Regions from separate parts of the Mus musculus genome. Here region 1 is linked to region 2. A link is a loop called in an ENCODE intact Hi-C map of the cell type or tissue named here. Cell type or tissue: heart. All regions are shown on one strand. Links, peaks and the distances in the headings refer to the core of each region. The heading gives the core; the rest is flanking DNA.

What was found. Hi-C counts contacts between places; a loop is a spot of excess contacts. Peaks named below come from ENCODE experiments on the same cell type or tissue, not always from the same donor. Only the 100,000 strongest peaks of a DNase experiment are listed, where the experiment ranks them.
Region 1: a loop joins it to region 2, with 2.0 times the contacts of the local background. A loop is called at or near these places in 4 of 42 quality-filtered maps.

Annotation. Positions count from the first base shown.
Region 1 is chr15:59,771,391-59,782,227 of GRCm38, reverse strand. No RefSeq gene overlaps it. Among named protein-coding and RNA genes, the nearest start is that of Gm19510, 18 kb to the left of the region's middle. In heart, for the core only: no CTCF peak of the experiment used is centred there; DNase peaks (open chromatin) are centred at 4,607 and 6,287.
Region 2 is chr15:59,675,787-59,686,623 of GRCm38, reverse strand. No RefSeq gene overlaps it. Among named protein-coding and RNA genes, the nearest start is that of Trib1, 33 kb to the right of the region's middle. In heart, for the core only: a CTCF peak has its summit at 5,739; a DNase peak (open chromatin) is centred at 5,853; H3K4me3 peaks cover 598 bases; H3K27ac peaks cover 1,809 bases.

The sequences.
Region 1 (10,837 bases), core at 1,488-9,487, 96 kb before region 2:
CTCCGCCCGCAGCAAATAACAAACTGGAAGCAACTTTAGACATTTGTTGCTTTCAGAAGAGCAGCTAAAGGGAGAAACAACTGAGGTGTTTGCTCCATCGTTCCTCCAGTGCAAATATGACAAGGGGAGAAATGAGCAAAGAACCCATTTTCCCAGAAACAATAGCCACCATTTGCATAAAGAATGTGCTAGCCTCTAGGTAGCACAGGCCCATTTGAGTGTTCTAATAAGGGCTGCTGAAAACTTAAGCTACTGGCCACATGTGAATCACACATCCAGTGTTAAAACAATATTTTAAAAAGGACAGATGCCTCGTTCCTTTTAAACACATCAAATTTGTATGACTCTATAGACACTGAATATTATTTTCTCTCCTTAACAGAAAATCAGAGCAATTAGCTGTTTTTCAAAGAAGAATATGGTTAGAAAGCGACACGGCTGAAGCACAAGGGTGCAAACTGTGGTGGTCTGACTCTAACGTGATGCAGCTTGCCACTATCTCTTCTCTTGCATAAAGTAGACATTGTTGTCCACATAAGCCAAACAAAGGGATGGCGGTCCAGGAAGACTCTGTGAATCATCCCATAATTTAGGTGGAAAATCTGCATATTTTTTGCACAATAATCATCTCCTCAATCATGGGGCAACAGCACCCCTGGTCCTGCCACCCACTGGTGGTGCTCCCTACACTGGTCATCTCAACTCTCTACTGCTTTGCGGCATCACCTGGAGGACAAAGCAAGAGGTTAAGCAATGGCCTGGTCAAAACCAGGACATAACCACAGCTTTAGCATTGGCACCCTGTGGTTTCCACTACCTGGGAAGTAAACCCATCTTGCTGGTAGGCAAACCACAACCAAACCTCAGCAGCTATCCTCATGCAAATGAGGATACTCTGAGGATCCTGCTGGCATCTTTGTGGTAGTCTCTCCTCTAGTCACCAACAGCCTGTCCGGTCTCTGTGCACATATCTGGCACATATCTGTTCCTTACCTCACAAGCGGGGGGGGGGGGGGGGGGACGGGGACTCTTTTTTCTCTCCCTTTGAATCTTAAGACCTACTTGGCCCAAATAAACTTTGCAGAAACAGTGTTCTAGAATGACTGAGCTGGCTCCAGGAGGTTGGGCAGCTCTCTCCCCATCTTAGAATCCATCCCTCAAGCTGTGGAGAAGCTTGGATTTCACTATAATGATGGGAGGGTATCTGGGGAGACTGAGTCTGGAGATAACCAGACATCTTGGCTATGTCCACCCCAGGTAACCTCTAGCTGAGGACAGCTAACCAACTAGCTGTGACTACCACACACACAGAAAAAAAAACGTTTGGAAGAACACTAGATCTTGTTTGAAGCTGCTATATTTTAAGTGATTTGTTATTCAGTCTTAAAAAAGAAAAACAGTATGAAAGATTTTTTTTTCAGTATGAAAGATTTCTCGGTTGCTTACCAGTGTCAGTGTGCAGTGGATCACAGTACCTGGGTGTGCTCACACCTTCATGACTGATGGGCAATTTCTGACCTAAGGGCAAGGGGCAGTAGTGTGGCTTCATTCATTGAGTGTGAGTGCCTTTCTGTGACAGGAATATGCTGGAGCCAAGGATCTTGTAATTTAAAAGTGATCAATGCCTGTAAGAAACCATGTTTGGGAAGAAAGGTCCAATCCTAGCAGAGAGAGAAAGAGAGAAGATGGAGACTTTTTATCCACTTTGTGTAGTGAAGATTTTCATTCTAATCACACAGAAGTACAGAAGAATTAACAAGAGCTCCAGAAACTATGTGTTACTGTGGTCCAAGCAACAGCTTTTCTCTTTTTTTCCAAGAAAAGCAGCAAGGCTTCTTAACTGTTGAGCATTTGCGTGCTTACATGTACATGCCCATATGCACATGTGCAGCATATGTGCACGTGATGACAACCTTAGATGTTATTCTTCATATACTAGATACCTCTTGTCTGTTATACTCTTTAAGTTACATTTTTTTGTGCACATAGAAATACTACAGCCCAGGTATGGTGGCCAGGGAAACCCAGCAGGAGTCTTTCCCTGCTTCTACTATGTGGGTTCTAAGGGATTGGACTCAGTTCCTCATGCTGGAAAGGCTAGCACTTGGCTTTTTCAGAAAGAATATTAAATTATTCCCCCAGTTTTCTGGAATCCTGGAGTCAAAGTCGGAGATGAAAGGGCTAGCTGCTTTGTTTCTTCTAAGCCATCTGTTGATGCTTGGCTTGAGATAGTTAGTTACCCCCTCCCTTGCTGTCTCATGTGACCTTTTCTCTGTGTGCATGAACTCCCTCCCCAGTACGTGCAGGATAGCAAGCATCAGCCTCTTCACAAAGATGGAGATTCTGAGGCCCAGAAAGAGCCCAGCCTTAGTCCAACACTCATCAAAATCACTGATGTGACTTTGAACAAGATCGCAACAATTTGTCCCTCACGTTTCTTACTTACAAAATTAGCTTGCTAATAATCCCACATTATTAAATTGTTTTTGTGATTGTTTAAATAAATTAATAAATAAATAAATAAAGTGGGGTTGCAGAAATGGCTCAACAGTTAAGAACATTTGCTTTTCTTCTTGGATTCGATTCCCAGCACTCTCATGGAGGCCCACAACCATCTCTAACTCCAGTTCCAGTGGGTCTGATGCCCTCTTCTGGCCTCTGCCAATACCAGGCAGGCATGCAGTACACAGACATACATGCAGGCAAAAAACATTGACACACATTGAATAAGATTTAAGAAAAAAAAAGTTAATATTTGTAAACAATAGTAGTTCACAGTGCCTATTTTCAAGTCATTTTATCTTCTGTTGGGTGCATTTTTTAAAATGAAACAAAGTCAAAAGCTTGATGAGCTAGAGCCCACAGGACCAGTGGCCAGCTTGGAGCTGAGTCCTGGCCAAGTGCTCTTTCTTCAGCCCTCCACTCTGCCTCTCAGCAAGGTCTGTGTTTCCATTTCCAGTAAGGGAGCTAAGTCAGCTGTGAGCCCCCTCAGGGCACACTTTCCACCGAGATGTCCTTGCTCACTCCCTCAAGTATCGAACGGGAAAGGACTCACCAGGTTTTCTATAATCTCCATTAGTCCCATACCTAAACATCACAGGAACATTTTTTTATAAGGAGCCTTAAGGAAAAACGTGAAGGAAAATGTATTTGTCTTTTTCTCATTACCTGTGGTGGCTATTCTTGATTGTCAACTTGACTACATCTGGAATTAACTAAAACCTACATGGCTAGGCACACCTGTAAGTGATTTTTTAAATTTTACTTATTTGAGATTTTTTTTGGGGGGGGGGCGGTTGGTTGGTTAGTTAGGTTTGGTTTTTGGTTGGTTGGTTTGTTTGTATTGGCTTGATTTGGTTTGGTTTGGGGGTGCAGTTGAGATAGTGTTTCTCTGTATAGCCTTTTCTGTCCTGGAACTTAGTCTGTAGAACAGGCTGGCCTCAAACTCAGAGATCTGCCTGCCTCTGCCCCCCAAGGGCTGGATTCAAAGGTGTACACCACCACTGCCAGGCTAGTTTTGTTTGTTTGTTTGTTTGTTTGTTTGTTTGTTTGATTGATTGATTGATTGATTGATTTTTAACAAGTAATTAGAAGTAGGGAAAACCTACTTCTAATCCAGATCTTTGAGGTAGAAAGATTTGCTTTTAATCCAGATCTTTTGAGGTGGGAAGATCCATCTTTAATCTGGGCCACACCTTCTGTTGGCAGGCTATAAAAAAGCCATGGGAAGGAGGAAGCTTGCTTTGCCTTCTTGCTCTCGCTCTCCTTTGTAAGTCCATCCCTTCACTGGCCTTGGAGACTACTTCTTTGGGATTCCATGTATACTGAAGTTGCCTAGTGAACTAAATAATTATTGGATTCTTGGACCATTGCTGGACTAGCCAGACCATAACCTGTACGCTATTTTAGTAAATCCCCTTCATACATATGTGTGTAGATATGTGTACTCATATTCATAAATATATTCATATTTGCATATATATTCACACATGTTATATAGTCTATAAGTTCTGTTCCTCTAGAGAACCCTGACCAATTCATTACCCCTCTGCATCTCCTTGGATCACATGTAGGGTGAGGACTTCAGAAACGACTCAAAAAGCATGTTTACTGCCCAAGTGTATTAAATAAGAATCAAAGGGTTAAATCTAGCCAGACACTACCTGGGATGGTGAATTCTTCACAGATAGTCTACTTCCTATGCTCTGGCCAGCCTAGTCCCATTTCAGAAATGCTCATCGGGTAACACTTTGTCCCTCCAAGGAACATCTGTCCAGGCTCTGCAGCTGGCATGGTCCCTCCATCACAGTGGAGAGCCAGGGTGATGGGAAGATCGCAGTTCTCATTTGCAGCCTGGCTTCTGTCCACATCCCAACAATGACACAACTAGCTCCTCCGAGGAGCACTTTCCAATCTCCACCGAGATCTGTTGGATGGGCAGCCCAGTTTCCATCCCAGCCAAGCACAGGCAGCTGTGGGTGGGGGCGTGGACACCGCTCTCATCCACCCGGGGATCTGGGAAGACGGCGCTCAGCTCCTCACCCGCCAGAAACCCAGCCAAGCATAACAGGGCTGCTGCTGAGGCCTTGAGGAACCAAATGGAAAAGAGCCCAAGTTGGGGCTATGAACGCCAAGGTCATCAGAGAAGCATGCTCATCTACCCCTGCTGATGGAATGGTCCCAAAGGGAAAGATTTAACTTGTTTTAGGAACTAGTCAGAGCCTGGATTGGGCGCACTGCCAGCGCATTACGAGAACAATCTCTGGGAAATGGAGAATGGGGTTCTTTGCCAAGCAGACTGAATCTCTGGAGCTTGACATCCAGTGGCCCCTGATACTCAGCCAGCCCCTCATTCCTTGGGACCTCCCTCATCAGTGCAGCACCAGACAAGCTGGGTGTTGATTCTTATTCGCCATATATGCAGAGTTCCTATAGTGCAGAAGTTACAGAAAGGGCTTAAGGAGCCGCCTCTGCCCTCCAGGCCTTTGTCTGGAGCCCACGGATAATTACAATACAATACCTTAGATGCTGCAATGTTACAGCTCATCCCCAGAACCCAGAAAGAGGAGCCCTAGCCCTGTCTGAACAACCAGGAAGAGACACGGGTCTGGCCTGGAGGAGTGACCCTGATCAGATAACACTGATGAAATGTCTTCTAGGTCCTGAGTGAAGACCAAGACTGGGCAGGGACAAAGTGAAGGTGTGAAGGTTTCAGTGGGTTCTTCCAATTGCCCCTGCCCCTGCCCCTTCCCCTAAGGGAGAGTCTCCCCTGAGGAGATAGATCATTTACTACTTAGTTTAGCATCCTGTCTTTGTGAGCCGACCCAGATACATTTCCAGAGGCCTTGGGAATCTCCAAGAACCCCAACAGTACATGCCAGCTTAACTCCAAGAAGGGGAACCAATGTCCCCTGGCTCACACCCTGAGCAGTCAGTCACACCTGTGAAAGAAAATGAAAGACACGCCACCTAGGTTCTAAAGTGATCACGTGTGAAATTCCAAATAAAACCAAGGATAGAATTAGGAATGAAGATAGCCCTTGCCTCCTCAAAGGTGCCGGTGGCAAATTCACAGACCCATCTCTATGCCAACAGCTGTTCCCACAGAAACGCTGCCAGCCCCCGAGGCTCCCACTTCCTGTGACTTCTTCACAGGGCCTTTCATGATCCTGGGGTCAAGAGTGAGCTCAAATAAGCCTTCATGAAGATAACTTGGACTTTTTCAAAGAGCTGTCTCACTTTGCCATTGAAGAAGGGTCTCCTGGTTGGGCTGAGGAGGCTGCCTCACCTACAGGGCTCACCTACAGACCAGGAGGCTGTCACATGGCACTGTCCTAGAAGTCATGAGAGGAGGAGGAGGAGGAGGAAAAGATGGACAGGGGACAGGCAAATGGGAGAGGGAAGAAAAATTGGAGGACAGTAGAGAAAAATGGAAGGAGAAAAGGAAGAAGGAAGGAAGGGAAGGGGAAAGTAGAAAACTTATATTTCTTTGAGTAGACACAAAATACCATGAGACATTTTGTTGACCCTATTTTAAAAAAAAAAAAAACTGGGACTATGAGAAATAAAGGAAATCACTGAAGGTCAAAACCCTAGTAAACAGAGATTTGATCCAAACTCCAAGGACTCTGAATCTTGTGCTTTTTCTAGACAGCCCAGATAAAAATAACTTCCCTGTATTGAGCATGTGCCCCATGCCAAGTCCCGAAAAGGCACTTTACAAATGCAGTTTCTCCAAGCACAGCAGGCCCTGCTCAGCTGCCTCTGCAGTGCAGGAGGAATAGACAGGGCCACCCCAGGGACTTGGCACCCTGATGGCAAAAGTTTTAAAATGATGGAATAGACACATCTAGTAATCATGGTGACTAGCACGTACGTGCTGCTCTGGTAGAGACCTACTTCCCAGTAGCTAGCTACATCTCTGAACAAACACTGTGGGTGAGGCTTGGCCCAAGCTCCCCTACCTTCTGCTGTCTGCCCATCAAGGGGTCACCAACCTACCCAGGGCCTTGCAGAAGGTGACCACACAAATATGGTATGGGATTCAAATGCAAGCCATGAATCTAGAGATTCCTTTTCTTTATGAAGCTAAAACTCTGCCAACCAAAAGATTGTCCTATGCCTGGAGACCCTACACCTGGAGACCCTACCTACCTCACTTTTCTGAGGTTAGGAATACCATTACTTTGGATGTCTCAATGCTTTTAACAGATTTTGGAGCCAATGAACAGAACCAAGCCCATGGCAGGCATGACCATTGTGTGGGTTGTTTGGTGGATTTGACTGTGTCTGTCATTTTGAAATCAGCAGTTCGATGATTTTTAACCACATTCATTTGTTGTTCAGCCCTCAACCCCATTCCTCTCCAGAACTTTGTCACTCCAAACTGAAGCTCTGTAGCCATTAAACAATAACTCTATGGCCTTCTCCTTACCCACATCAACCACTGCTTTGTTTGCATAGCCTGGATTACCCTAAATTTCCTACAAGATGAATTAGCAGCACTTACCCTTTGAGAGCTGCCTTGTTTTACTTAGCACAATGCCCTCATGGCTCATCCACGTTGTACTTGTATCTAAATTTTCTTCCTTTTAAAGGCTGAGTTCTGTTCCAGTACATAGATCTACCAACTCTTGTTCATCTGTTCATCCTTTGATGGTGCTTGATATAATTTTTAAAATTTATTTTGGCCTTACACGTGTCTGTGTTTTCCCTACATGTTCGTATGTGCACTATATGTATGCTTGGTGCACACAGAGATCACAAAGGGATGTCAGATCCCATGGAACTGGAGGTATGGATAGTGGTGAACAACTATGTAGGTACTGGGACCCCAACCTAGGCTGCTGCAAGAGCAACAAGGTTCTTAGCTACTGAGCCATCTCCATAGCCTCATACTTGGTTTAATATTAAAGATCACTGTAATCCAAAAGCCTAGGAATTCTTTATCCAGCCTATGTGCATGTGTAAGGGATGCTGTGTTCACTACTCTCTTTATTCTGAAGCACCTTATGGCAGAGACAATAACCCTGTATCTGTTATTATTATTATTATTATTATTATTATTATTATTATTATTATTATCATTTTGAGACAAGGTCCCTCTATGTATTTCTTCCCATCCTGGAACTTGATATGTAAACCAGACTGACCTCAAACTCACAAAGATCTACCTGCCATTGCCTTCCACATGGTGGGATTTAAAGGCATATACCACCAAGCTCAGCCCTTAACCCCTATCTTCATCTAACTTGCTGAAGGAACATCTCATTGGATACCATAAGAAACATTCAGTCACTAACTTTAGAAACACAAGAATACCCCCAACTGTGGGATTCAGAGTAACCCATGAACCCCCAGGGCAATGGGCTAGCCAGGAACTCAGCAAGAGTAAGTGCCTTGCCTAGCATAGGACCTGGTGGGCAGACAGAGAATGCTAGCCTCTCCCCAAGGAAGCATTGGGTCATCGGCCTGGCCTTTCACACCACCAAACTGTGGGGTTAGGCAAGGGCTAGCAGTGTGAGGGGTCAAACCACAGCAACTTCTCCTCCTTCAGAAGTGACCCAGTGGGGAAAATGTCAGGCACACTCCTTACATGTCACCAGTCAGTTACCCATACATTGATTTGCCACCACTTTTCCACGTCTTGGGGTTCATCTCAAGGTGGTGGAGATGTGACTCCTGTCCTGGAGGAGTGAAGCCTCATGGGAACTCAGCAACTTCCATGTCTGAGAAGAACCTTGGTTTCCCAGCCTCACGCTTTTCTTCTGAAATCAATTTGTTGAGGCTAAGACTTCCCGCCTGGCTTTCCCACAGTCTCCTTTCTCAGAGAAGGTGGAGATACTTACTATCTATGTGATCAGTGAGTTCAGGAGCAAACCAGACAAGCCCTTCTGCAGCCTCTCTTTAGGAATCGCCTTGGGCTGTGTCTGTAGGATTGTGTTTGTGAGGAAGAACTCTGGACTTGCCTAATGGTGCCATTGCTGGGGTGGACAAGCCTGTTTTACTCCAGGGAGCAGCCTTTAAGGAACTCACTGTGTGATCACGAACTTCTGGCACATTCTTCAACCCACCTCCATGTTATAAATCCCCATTGCTCTGTTTGTTCCTAGCTGAAGAGAAAGAATGTCCATTACCTTGAGCCCCTTAAAATAACCATTGCTTACAGTCACTACAAATCCCCCTAAATCCCAGCATTGTAACTCTGTAAAAGCTTTACATTTCTATTCACAAAATCCAGGGATGGTGTTCTTGCCGGCGAGGTCCTATGGTTAAGGGCTTCAACTGTCTGGCTTCCCAGTCATGCCAAAGACGGACATCCCTATCATGGTGAATGCCTTATAAACCTACTGCAGGGTGCTTTTCAGAGCAGACCAGGAAGTGTTACAGATCACTTCCACCCACTCTGCACTCGGAAGAGTCCACAATACCCACCAGGTACTGCAGAAGAGGCTAAAGACTGTGGTTTACTCCTGTGCCCCAGAGACAAGAAGAGAGCTAAACACCACTGATGAACTTGAGTGCGTACTACTAGAGCCTATCAGGGTCTGATGCTTTCAATATGAAGGTAAAGATTTAAAGATCCAAAGTACAGGACTAGGTTACTCAAAATGCACAGTCATTTAGCAACAGAGTTGGGAGGAGAATCAGGAGTCACAGGAACTAAACAACAGAGGAAGGAAAGGATGGGGGTGAAGCTGGAGAGGTGAGAAGGCCTTAGGGGCAAGCAACCACCCTGTCTCCAGAGGGGGGAAAAAGACAAACAAGAGCTGACCGGATGGAGATGTCAGTAACCAAATCTCCCATCAGACCCTTGGATGAGAGCAGCAGTTCCCACACTGTCACCCTCCAGGGCCCTTTCATAATTTTCCCCTTTGGACCTCATGTTTTGAAAGATTGTGTGTAACAAACAAACTGTACTCATTGGGTAATAACAAATACATTTCCCCACTTACTCATCAAGGGTGTGTGTGTGTGTGTGTGTGTCTGTGTGTGTGTGTGTGTGTGTGTTAGCCACAACTGGATGTGCTCACTTTGATTTCTTAACCATATTCCAGCAATGTCTGTGATGTCACCAAGAGCCAATCAAATCTTCTGACCCACGCAAAACACATTGCTTCCATGATTTAGTTCCAGCAAAACAAAGAAACTAAGAGATTGGCTAGTCTAAATTGTCCCAACATGGGATGAAATGACAATTTAAAAGAGTCCAAAAAAATACTCCTAGGCCCACAGCCTTATACAGGACCCTAGAGAATACAAGAGTCCTAACTCCAAGATCCCCTTTAAAGTTCCTGCACACTGCACGCTTCCTGTGGGGCCACCAGCATATAATATTTGCTATCCCAGTCTTTCAACCCCCACCCCACTGGTACATTCTGAATGTGAAATGTCACCCACAGACTTATGTTTTGAACACAGCCTCCAACAGGTGGCACTATTTTGAGAAGTTATGGAATCTTTGAGACATGGTTCCTTGGTGATGAATGGCGACTTCTGGGGTGAACCTTGTAGGTTTATAGCCCAGCCCCATTTCCAGTTCTGCTTGCTGGTCCCTGATTCTCCAAAATATGAACAAGCCATGCCACAAGCAGCCACCACCAGACTGAGCTGCTCCAAGCTCCATGCTACAAAGCACTGTGAGCCAAGAAACAACTTCCCTCTCTTAAACACATACCATCAGATATTTTGTCACAGTGAGAAAAAAAAGTAATATACCAACAGATAATGCCAAGTTGTGTGTTTGATTGGTTGGTTGGTTGGTTGGTTGGGTTGGGTTGTTTGGTTGATTGATTGGGTGGGTGGGTTGTTTGATTTGACTTGTTGGTTGGGTTGCTTGGTTGGTTGGTTGGGTTGGGTTGCTTGGTTGGTTGGTTGGATGGGTTGGGTTGGGTGGGTTTGGGGTTTGGTTTAGAGGATGGAGAGTTTCTTTTCATTAAATAAGAAGTTTCTCAAAGACAGGGGCCATGTCTCTGTATTCCTATCATCTATATGGTACCAGATAGTCAATAATTATCACACACAAAAAATAAAATCTACATATGCGTATGATGGACTCTACCTTTTGCTTACAGGTCAGGCTGGCAAGCAGAAGGAAAGGAAACAGCCCACTTGAAGTTGATGGGATCAGAAAGGCAGCCAAAGATGGAATATATAGACAAGATTTTCCTCTCCCCAACCAAATGCTCTGTGTGTGCCACTGACTCTACGGTTCTGGAAGTTTTCTTGTGTGTGTGTGTGGGGGGGGGGGGTTGTTGCTTCTGTCTCCGACCAGCAGAAAAGAGCAATGACACAGCGTTCTTCTCAAAGCAGTTTATTCAGGAACCTTTCAACATGC
Region 2 (10,837 bases), core at 1,816-9,815:
AAATCCTGAAGAAGAGGGGAAGCAAAGATTGCAGGAGCCAGAGGAGTGGAGGACATTATAAGAACATGGCCGCCAGAATCAATTAACTAGAGCTCACAGAGGTTCACAGAGGCTGGCCCAACAATCAGCGAGTCTGTGTGGGTCTGACGTAGGTCCTATGCAGATATGATATGGTTGTGTAGCTTGGTGTCCTTGTGGGACTCCTAACAGTGAGAGCAGGGGCTGTCTCTGACTTTTTTGCCTGATTTTGGGACCGTTTTCCTCCTACTGGTTTGCCTTGTCCAGCCTTGATGTGAGGGTTTGTGCCTAGGCTTATTGGAATTTGTTATGCCTGGGAGGCCTGCTCTTTTCTGAAGAGAAACAAAGGAAGAGACAGGGGAAGTGGGGGACACAGAGAAGCGGAGGAAGGAGAAACTGTGGTAAGGATGTAATATATGAAGAAGACTAAAAAAGAAAAAAAAAAAAAAGTTTGGTAAACACAAGACAAAACACAAAATGTCTTCAGAAAGAAATCAAAAACAAATAAAAACCAGAAGAATCCATTCAAGATGGTAAATTAAGAGAACTGAGAAGTTTAGGGATAAATTCTCCCAGCATTCAGATCACTCAGGCCTGCCTAGAACCTCTGTGTAGTTCAGGGTGACTTTGAACTTCTGATATTTCTGCCTCTGCCTCTGGAGTGCTGGGATTACAAGCGTGCACCACCATGCCTGATGGGAATGGAACTCGGGACTCCCTGCATGCTAAGAATGTGCTCTACCAATTTAACTACCTCTCCAGCCAGTTCAGTGTCTTTTCTTAAAGAAAGATAGGACGTTAAGAGGAGGGAGCAGGAGAATGTAGCACACAACATCTTAAACTTTAAGCAATCCTCTAAGCCCTCTCCTATTCTTGGCCAAGAGCAAACTATTTCTATTGCTGACCTAGGCTCTAAAAGGCCAATTCATCCCCTCCCACATGGGGCCCACTTTAATAACTAAAGCTCATTGCTTCCTGTAAACAGGCCCAGCCAGGAATTAACTCCTTCCTTCTTTTTTTTTTTCCCTACAGTTACAACTAAGCAGGCTGCCCCAGACCAGATCATGCCCCAGCTTATCAGGAAGGGACAACAGTGGTTCACAGACTTCCCATGGCTTTCTCGGTGTCCTCTTGGCCCTGGATCTCCCTGGAACCCACCCAAGATGTATTTCAGGGTTGACATTGCATGACATTATATGGCTGCTCACACCCAAGCCAGCAACTGCTGACCCAGGCTAATTTGAGACAGTGTGCGTGTATGCGGAGCCTAACGGCCTTGCTAGAGCCTTCCCATTAGGGCCCTGGGCAGAAGAGGGCACAAAAGGTAACGTGGACTGGACTAACTAGATTTAAGAGCTACCCATCTGCCTCTGATGATTTTTAAAGAAAAAAGAAACACAATATCATGAGAAAGAGTGCCCTTAGGTGCTAAAGGGCCAGGACCTAAAGGCTGGTTACAACACTTACGAATAGTAACCAACAGTGATCTAGTCCTTGTTTCCTGACAGATATGAATGAGATAGCAAAGGCTTAAACGAGATGACACTTGAGTGGCCAATGGAGCAAATCCTCCAGTAACACTGGCCCTTGCTGAACCCTTCCTGTTTCTGGTACTCATGTTTAGCTCTCTGATGGTTAGGATTGATCCATAACAACAGCTGGTAACAGAAGAACTATGACACCTCCAGGTGTCTCTCTGAGTTTTCTAGAATGGTTAGTTATGACAGGAAAGCCCACCTTAAATGTAGTAGCACCATTCTGTGGACAGGGGTCCTGAACTTCTCTCTCTCTCTCTCTCTCTCTCTCTCTCTCTCTCTCTCTCTCTCTCTCTCTCTCTCTCTTTCTCTTTCTCTTTTTCTCCTTCCTGATGGCAGTGTGACCAGCTGCCTCACACTCCTGCCTCCATGTCTTTCCCAGCATGAGGAGGAGGAAGGATACGCAACGTACCCGGAATAAGAATACCTTCAAAGTATGAGCCCAAATAAACCCTTCCTCTTACAGCAAGAAAGGAAACTCAAGCCACTTCACAGCCATAGCCATTCAGCATCTGTATTTCAAACTAGAGGAGTCCCGAGAGCTCCATCAGAATTAGCAGTAAAGGACATTGGTCAAATAGCTTGTGCATCAAGAGAGACAGGCTGAGGCCAGAGCAGTGAACTACAGGGGTTCGCTGCATTAAGGCTCGGCCACTGAAGATGAAAAGAGGACTAGGGAAAGGAAAAGAAGTGATCAAGAAATGGCTTGGGGGCCATGAAGAGCATCAGGAAGGATGTGCAAGCTCCAAAGAGTATCAGAAGCAAGAATAGAGGGCCAAACCTGGTGTTTTGCATATGGGAGACCAGTAGAGTCACATCAAGGGGGATGGATAAATGGGTTAGGAATGAAGGAACAAATAGGATTTAAAACGCGTAATGCTTAGTTCAGTAGAGCAAGGGATATCAAGATCGATGCCATCTTGAAACAGTAAGAATTCCAAGAAGACGGAGAAAATGAGTTTAAAGAGGAGTCAGACTCCAGGAGTTTTGTTGAGTCCATGGCTGGAAGCATCAGTAGATTGGATGTATGAGTGACAGAGTTAGATCCATGGTGGAAGTGTCAGTAGATTGAATGAATGAGTGAGTGATAGTTGGGCCCATGGGTAGAAGTGTCAGTAGATTGATTGAATGATTGACAGAATTATATCCATGAATGGAAGCATCAGTAACTAAATGTATGAGCGACAGAGTTGGATCCATGGTGGAAGCGTCAGTAGATTGAATGAATGAGTGATAGAGTTGCGTCCATGGCTAGAAATATCAGTAGATTGGATGAATGCGTGACAGCGAGAAAGGTTGGGAGGAAAATAACCCTGGTGACGTGAGAGGCAGTGTTGGTATTGGTCACTTTCTTCCTTGCTGTGGTAAAGACACCAGAGAAGACACAATCGGAAAGGTTTATCCCAACTTAGTGTTCAAGGAGATAGAGTTCAATATCGTGGGAGAGGCATGGCGGCAGGGTTAGGACCAGCTGGTCCTGTTTACATTCAGTCAGGAAGCAAAGAGAGAGATGGAATTAGGGTTCGCTTATAACTTAGTTTCTCTTGTTGCTGTTATGTTAAAATGCCCTGGCAAAAGAAACTCCAGTCAAAAAGAAGAAGTTTGTTTTAGTTCAGTGCCAGGTTTCCCTCCATTGCCGCTATCACATCAGATCCATATATGTGTGTCACTATGGTGCCACCCACGTTTAAGGCAAGTCTTACTCAATTAACCTACTCTAGGCAATCCTGAACAGATGTACCCACGGTGATTCTAGATCTTGTCCAATTGACAACAGGAACCATCATCACATGGGGTGGGGGGTAGGCAAGTGAGGACTCAGTGTGGCGGATGGGAATCTGCCCATAGTTCTAACGGGAACTCAGAGCACGGTGGACAAACGTGTTCACTCACCCAACATCCACTTCACCCTCTTTCACCATGGAAACCCGATTCATTCATTCAGAATAGCCCAGAACAGCAAACAGCTAATGTGTCTCTCTCTCATCAGGCAACTACAGAAACAAAGGTCATATTGTAGAATTCATCTTATAACTGGAAAGGAGCAGTGAGCTACTGGAATCACTCATCCCTTCGAGATCCTAGGAAATCAATGGCAGGAGTCCAAGTCCAGATGGCAGGAGTCCAGTAATCCAAGATGGCTACAGCAGCAGAAAACGAAATTGATACATAATTTTCTAATACTGTAATGCACAAAAATAACAGGTCAAATGTGTAGGCTGACTCTAAGTAAACAGTGGTCCAACGGCAGCTTCAGTATCCCCCATTTCTATGTGATTTTAACCTTACACATTTTCATCCACAGCTGAGCCCATATGAAAGAAATCAATCCTGGGATGCAAGAAATAAAGAGAAAACTCGAATCCAGTGAAATGAAGACATGAAGCTAGCTGAAGACAGGAAATGTGGGGCCAGGTACATGCATGGCTAGCTTGGGAACAGAAGACACGGTCACAGAGCCTCAGGGCATGGAGCCCTGAAACTGAGACCTTTATAGAAAGTCAGGACTCTGACTGCTTCTCTTTTTTATTTATTTAATGTGCCTTGGTATTTTGACTGAATTCATCTATGTAAGGATGTCAGCCCCTGGAACTGGAGTAAAAGACAGTTGTGAGCTGCCATGTAGGTACTGGGAATTGAACTTGGGTCCTCTGGAAGAGTAGCCAGTGCTCCTAACCACTGAGCTATCTCCCCAGCCCCCAACTGCTTCTTAAAGGCACAATGAGAATAAGTGCACAGCTGAGGATGTGTCGAGACTGCCATTAGATGTTTTTAAAAGTCTGTTGTGGGGCTGGAGAAATGTCTTAGCAGTTAAGAGCACTGACTGCTCTTCCTGAGTTCAGATCCCAGCAACCACATGGTGGCTCACAACCATCTGTAATGGGATCCAATGCCTTCTGGTGTGTCTGAAGACAGCTACAGTGTACTCATATAAATAAAATAAATAAATATTTACAAAAAAAAATTTTTAATCTGCTGTATTTTGCCTGCACATACGTCGAGCCTCTTGCAGAGTCCAGAAGAGGAACTGGAGTTACAAGCAGGTGTGAGCTGCCATGTGGGTGCCAGGAATTGAACCCATGCCCTCTGGAAAATCAGCCACTGCTCTAAACCTCTTAGTTATCTCTCTGATTCCCATGGCACAAATATTAGACTGAAGCCCAACACTAGAAATGCAGAGACAGGTGGGTCTCTTATGATCTTATGAGTTTGAGGCCAGGCTGGTTTACACACTGAGTTCTAAGCCAGCCAGGGCTTATATAATGAACCACTGTGTCAAAAATACCAAAACAAAACAAAACAAAAAAAAAAAAAATCCCTCTTCCATGTTCCCTTATCTGTGCAGCAGCCAGAAGATGCCGCCCACATTTAGGGTCCACCTTCCCACTTCAAATAATCTAATCAAGAAAACCCTCACAGGAACACTTGGCACCTGGTCTTATTGATTCCAGACACAGTTAAGTTGAAAAACCAAGATTAGTCACCTCAAACTCTATACTTGACTTGGATACATTTTATTTATGTAAGTTCTATCATGAAAAATACTATTGCTGAGCCAGTGAGATGGTTCAGTGGGTAAAGACGCTTGTAACCAAATCCCCAGGACCCATAAAATGGAGGAAGACAATGGACTCCCACAGAGTGTTCTCTGACTTCTACGTGCGCACACACGCGCTCAAGCACACGCTCGAATAAAATGTAAATAAAACCCTCAATTAAAATAAAATTGATAATACAAATACCATAAAAATCAAAAATGGAAAAAGAAAGGCTTGGCTTGAAGATGAAAAACGGGGACAAAGTTAATTTAGAAGGCTCAGAGCAGTCACTTGATCAAGAGGAACCTCATACTGGACTCCAGGCTTCCCAGAAACCAAAGCGAAAAGAGGAAAAGAAATATGCACATCTTCCATGTCCATAAGAGTGAGAAAGGGGAAAAAAATCAGTGTTGGTAAAATAAAATCCACTCATAGAGAAAAGTTACCTTTTGAGTTTTATGTGGAACCCAGAGAAGGAAGTGACTCATTCGGCTGAAAACCAGGAAATGCTACAAAGGGAGAAAGAAAAGAAAAGGAAAAAAATAGCCCTTGCTGCTCTGGGAAGGCTGGATAAACGGGGGTGGGCTCAGCCTTGGAGTGGGAAATGCCGGCTTAACTCATTTCCTAGCCGCCCTGCAGCTCCACAGAGGCACCGCAAGAGGTCAAGGTCTCAGTAAGCAGGAAGGAGGCTGGGGCTGAGTGCCTCGGGCTGTTTCTACAGAGCCCGAGGACAGGATGGTCACTCCAGGGCAAGCCGTTCACGGTTCACCAGTGTCCATAGACCCATGCAGCCTGGGTCAAACCTCAGCTGTGTCCTGTTCCGGAATGTCCCAGAGACATCCAGCCTGTCGTTACTGGTCAGTGGGTAGGAGAGGGAAGCTGGTCCCCCAGGGCTGGCAAGAGAATCTGTAACCCAGGCAGACCAGGTTAGGATTTCTGAATCCTGGTTCCTTCGAGTCCCAATCAGCTGAGGGCTGCCCCTGCCCACAGGGTGACCTCTTCTCGAGCCGAACCGGAGGTTTCCTGGTCTTGGTGAACTGCCCACACTCGGGAATGCGCTACTCCGGAGACGGAGCCTGTGTGTCAGCTCTTTTCCCACATTCAGGGTTTACAGCTGACAGAAGTGTGTTTCAACAGGATTTGCTGAGAGAAGATGAGGCCATAATCCAGGAAACTGCCCTGATAAATCACCCATAAACTAACCCGTGTGCTAACGGAGCATTCTGGAACGTTCTTCATTTGGAACGGGAAGTGTTGGGATTTAAACAAGACTAAAGCGGAAAAGGTTGCACCAGAGGGAAGAGCAGCGATGAGCTGCTGTGAGGATACCACACCCCACATTTGCTTTTTCCTTAGTTCACAAAACCATTCCACACCTGTCCCCCAAACCCCAGGGCTCACTGGGGGGTGAGAGTCACAATGCTGTTCTCTGGCAATTCATCCTATGATGTCACATCTCATTTGATCCCAGAAGGAAAGCTCTGAGACCCGACTTCTTAGAGAGGAATTAATAGCTTTTTGCTAGAGTTCTCTTGGGGAGATCCTAGAAGCTCACTCTGACAGGGCACCAGCCCCTTTGCTCTCATCTCTGTACCCTTGCCCTTCTAATCCTTCTTGCCTGGGACAGTGGGTTTCCAAAGTGACAACAGAACTGTCCCAAGCAAGGCTCTGTCCCCAGCCTATGAACTGTAGGCTTTCCTCGTATGCTGTAGGTTAGCAGGCCTGGAACAGATTCTATAGAAGGCCTTGTTCCTTCAAGTCTGTGTTTGACACAGTGCCCTCCAGGTGGGGCCTGCAGCTCTCCAGACTGAGCAAGAAGATCAGGGTGCCCACTGTTCACCCATTGGAGTGCCAGCTCTGTCAGGGATATATTAGGTGCCAGGGAAGTTCTTAGAGATCCTCGCCATAGCTGTGCTCATATAGAACTCTGAGGTTTCCAAGAACTGTCAGTCAAGCCTCCCACAGCAACTCAAGACAGACTCTAAACTCTGTGTGGACAGGGAAACTGAGATGTAGAAAGAGCTACCGGTCACAGGGCAAACAGCAGTCAAACTAGCCAGGAGTTCGGGCTATCAGTCTGGAAAGGCAGGCAACCCTACAACCCTCCTCCACTCGTCTCCTCGACCTCTAGAGTTGTTTCCTACCCTGCTACATGGCTCAGGCTTCTAGAACAAGGCCCCAGGGCCACACCGTGAGGATTTGTGGTTCGGCTACTTACTGGTTAAACAGTCGTGGGTGGATTACTTAACTGTGTACCAAAGTTTCCTCATCTATAGCACTGATACTGGCACAAGCCATACACACGGCATGTCAGAGACAGGAGCTAGGAAGAAGTATGACCCCAAAGGCCACACCCTGTGTGCCTTACTCAGTGTTCAAATGTAGGGCAGATGCTTCGTAGATCTGAGGCTTCCTCTTGGCCAATGAAAGCTTATTGAAGACAGAGGTGGTTGCTGGTGACACAGGCCTGTGGAGAGCTGAATACTACTGGGTTGTTCATTTTAGAGTGGTTGATTTGGAAAGAGGACAGAGCTCAATCAGTAGAGTGCTTGCTCAACATGCATGAAGTCCTGGGTTCAGTCACCAACACTAGATTAATTCGATATGGCAAGTCACACCACATAATCTCAATGTATGAGAGGTGGAAGCAAGAAGATCAGAAGTTCAAGATCCATTCTCAGCTACATAGTTCAGGGCCAGCCTAGGCTACATGAGACCCTGGCGCAAAAAGGCTGAGGTGATTTTATGTTATTTGAATTTCACCCAAACACAAAAACAGTATAATTTGATATTTTTATATGAATATTTGAGATGGAATCTTCATATATATATATATATATATATATATATATATATATATATATATATATATATATATATAATGTGTGTGTGTGTGTGTGTGTGTGTGTGTGTGTGTGTGTGTGTCTGGCTTGCAACTCCCTATGTAGACCAGCCTGGCCTTGAACCTATGATGGATGGTCTTCCAACCTCAGTTTTCCACTCCTCAGATGAAGAACCCACACTACCACACCTGGCTATGTTTTATGTTTATCCATCTTACTTTACTTTGTGTGTGTGTGTGTGTGTGTGTGTGTGTGTGTGTGTGTGTGTGTGTGTGTGTGTTCACATGTGTGCACACATATGTGTGGTTGCATGTGAAGGCTAGAGGTGGCCAACGTTTAGTGTCTTCCTCACCTTACTTTTAAAGATATTTTTTAATGTGTTTGCCCATGTGTAGGTATGTATGCCACATGCATGCCTGATGCCCTGCAGAGGCCAAAAGAGGCAGTTGGATTCCCTGGAATTGGAGATGCTAATGATTGCTAGCCGCAGTATGGGTGCTGGGAACGGAACACAGGTCCTCTTTCTGCAAGAGCAACAGTGCTCTGAACCACCTTGGTTTTGAGACAGCATCTCTCATTGAACCGAGAGCTTGCCAGCTAGACTGACCAGCCAGCAATCCCTAAGGGTCTTACTGCTTTGGTCTCCCCAGCATGGGAATTACAAGCATGCACTGCCAAGCTGGGGTGGTTTGAGTAGGTTTGGCTTCCATAGATCGGTGTGTTTCAATGTCTGGCTCTAAGAAGTGGCACAATTAGGAGGTGAGGCTTTATTGGAATAGTGTGGTCTTCTTCCCCTTCCCCACTCTGCTTGCTCCAACCCTGCCCCACTTGGTAGTGTGGTCTTGTTACAGGAAGTGCATCACTGTTTAGGTGGGCTTTGAGGTCTCCTGTGCTCAAATCTCTGCCCAGTGTGGAATCGCTGTCTGCAGAAGATAGTCCCCTGCTGCTGCCTGTAGATCAAGATATAGAACTCTGGGCTCCTCCAGCACCACGTCTGCCTGCACGCTGCCATGCTTTCTGTCATGATGACAATGGACTGGACCTCTTAAACTGTAAGCCAGGACCAGTTAAATGTTTTTCTTTTAAGAGTTGCCTTGTTCATGATGTCCCTTCACAGCAATGAAACCCTGACTAAGACATGCCTAGCTTTTTATGCAGGTTCCCAGGATCAGAACTCAGATCTCCTTGCTTAAGCATGTTACAGTCTGCCATCTCCCAGGGTTCTAGTTATTGATTTTAAAGTGAGCAAACACATCTCTGTGTCAGAAATCAGAAGAGTGACTACATTAGGGTAGGGGATGGTAATGACTTGGATTAGACACGAAGGAACTTGGGAGAAACATTCCACATCTTATTTTAATGGGGTGCATGGCTTCACATATAGTCAAAGGATGAACCAAGCTCTGTGCTTAAAACTTGTATACTTAGTGTGGCTATCCCTGCAGAGTGTGTTAGACAGCTCTAGCACATAAAAATGTGTGGTCTTTGCTGTATCCATAGCTTGCACTGTTACGTAAGGAAGGATGAGAAAAACACAGCAAGAGATGTCCATAAACTTCTTCAAAACTCTCAAAGAGGATATCTTCTTCTTCTTCTTCTTCTTCTTCTTCTTCTTCTTCTTCTTCTTCTTCTTCTTCTTCTTCTTCTTCTTCTTCTTCTTCTTCTTCTTCTTCTTCTCCGAGACAGGTTCTTTGTATAGCCCTGGCTGTCCTGGAACTCACTCTGTAGACCAGGCTGGCCTCAAACTCAGAAATCTGCCTGCCTCTGACTCCCAGGTGCTGGGATCAAAGGCGTGTGCCACCACCACCCACCTTTTATTTTTATTTTCTGTAACCTTCCCTGCAGCTGTAAGCTTCCAGCTGGAGATCTGAAACTTGTTGCAAAGCATTGTCCTGTCCACTCCTAGAGTTCAGCTCCCCATAAGAAGGAAGTCAGGAATTTAACTATTAGGCTTGGTACATTGTACCGTAGGCTCTGGTTAAGCTGGGCTTAGTCCTCTGCCAGCTGGATGCAGACAGAGCAAATCGTCCTCTATCCAACAGGCTGAACCTGGAAGGGAAACATCACTCTTTGTCCCCAGCATTTGACGGTACCTGGGAAGATGGCTCTTGTTAAATGCTGCTTTACTGTCCCCTCACAGGTAGGGACTGCCCTGTTTATTTTATTAGCACCTCCTGCTCAGTTGTGTTTGACAGACATGCTACCCGTAGCACTAATGAGAAACCTGTCCTCCACTGGGCTGCAAAATCCCAGCCATATACCTTTCTCTCTAAGCTTGTGACATGGGTCTCTCCTTCCCAAACCCAGTTCTATTCAGATGAAATTCCTGGCTCTCCCAGAATGCATTGGGAACTTAATAAGCACGTAAGGAAGGAGAGAGAGAAAGGCTGGGGGTCCCAGGTGGGCAGATTCTTGATTTGCTCTCTTCTGATCCTAAGATTTCCTGGAGAAGATGGGGTGGCCTCGGGAAGGGGAAGTCTGGGGTGGGCTCCATACACACTGCGTCCTGGCTATGTCTGCATTGTTCCCTTCAAGAACTACCAGCATCTAGAAACTGTAGAGTTTTTTAGTTTGAGGGTGGAGAGTGTTGGCATTCCTTCTAGGCTCCACCCCACAGTTACTTGGCAACAGCCAGGTATACATGACTCATTATAAAAGGGGTTGCTTGCCCCCGTCTCTCTTTCTTGACCTTACCCTCTTTCCCTCTCTGTCCCTTCTCTCCCCATTCTTCTCCCCTCTTGCCCCCATGTGTTCATGGCTGGTCCCTCCTCCTCCTCCTCCTCCTCCTCCTCTTCCTCCTCCTCCTCCTCCTCTTCCTCCTCCTCCTCCTCCTCTTCCTCTTCCTCCTCCTCCTCTTCCTCCTCCTCCTCCTCCTTCTCTCTCTCTCTCTCTCTCTCTCTCT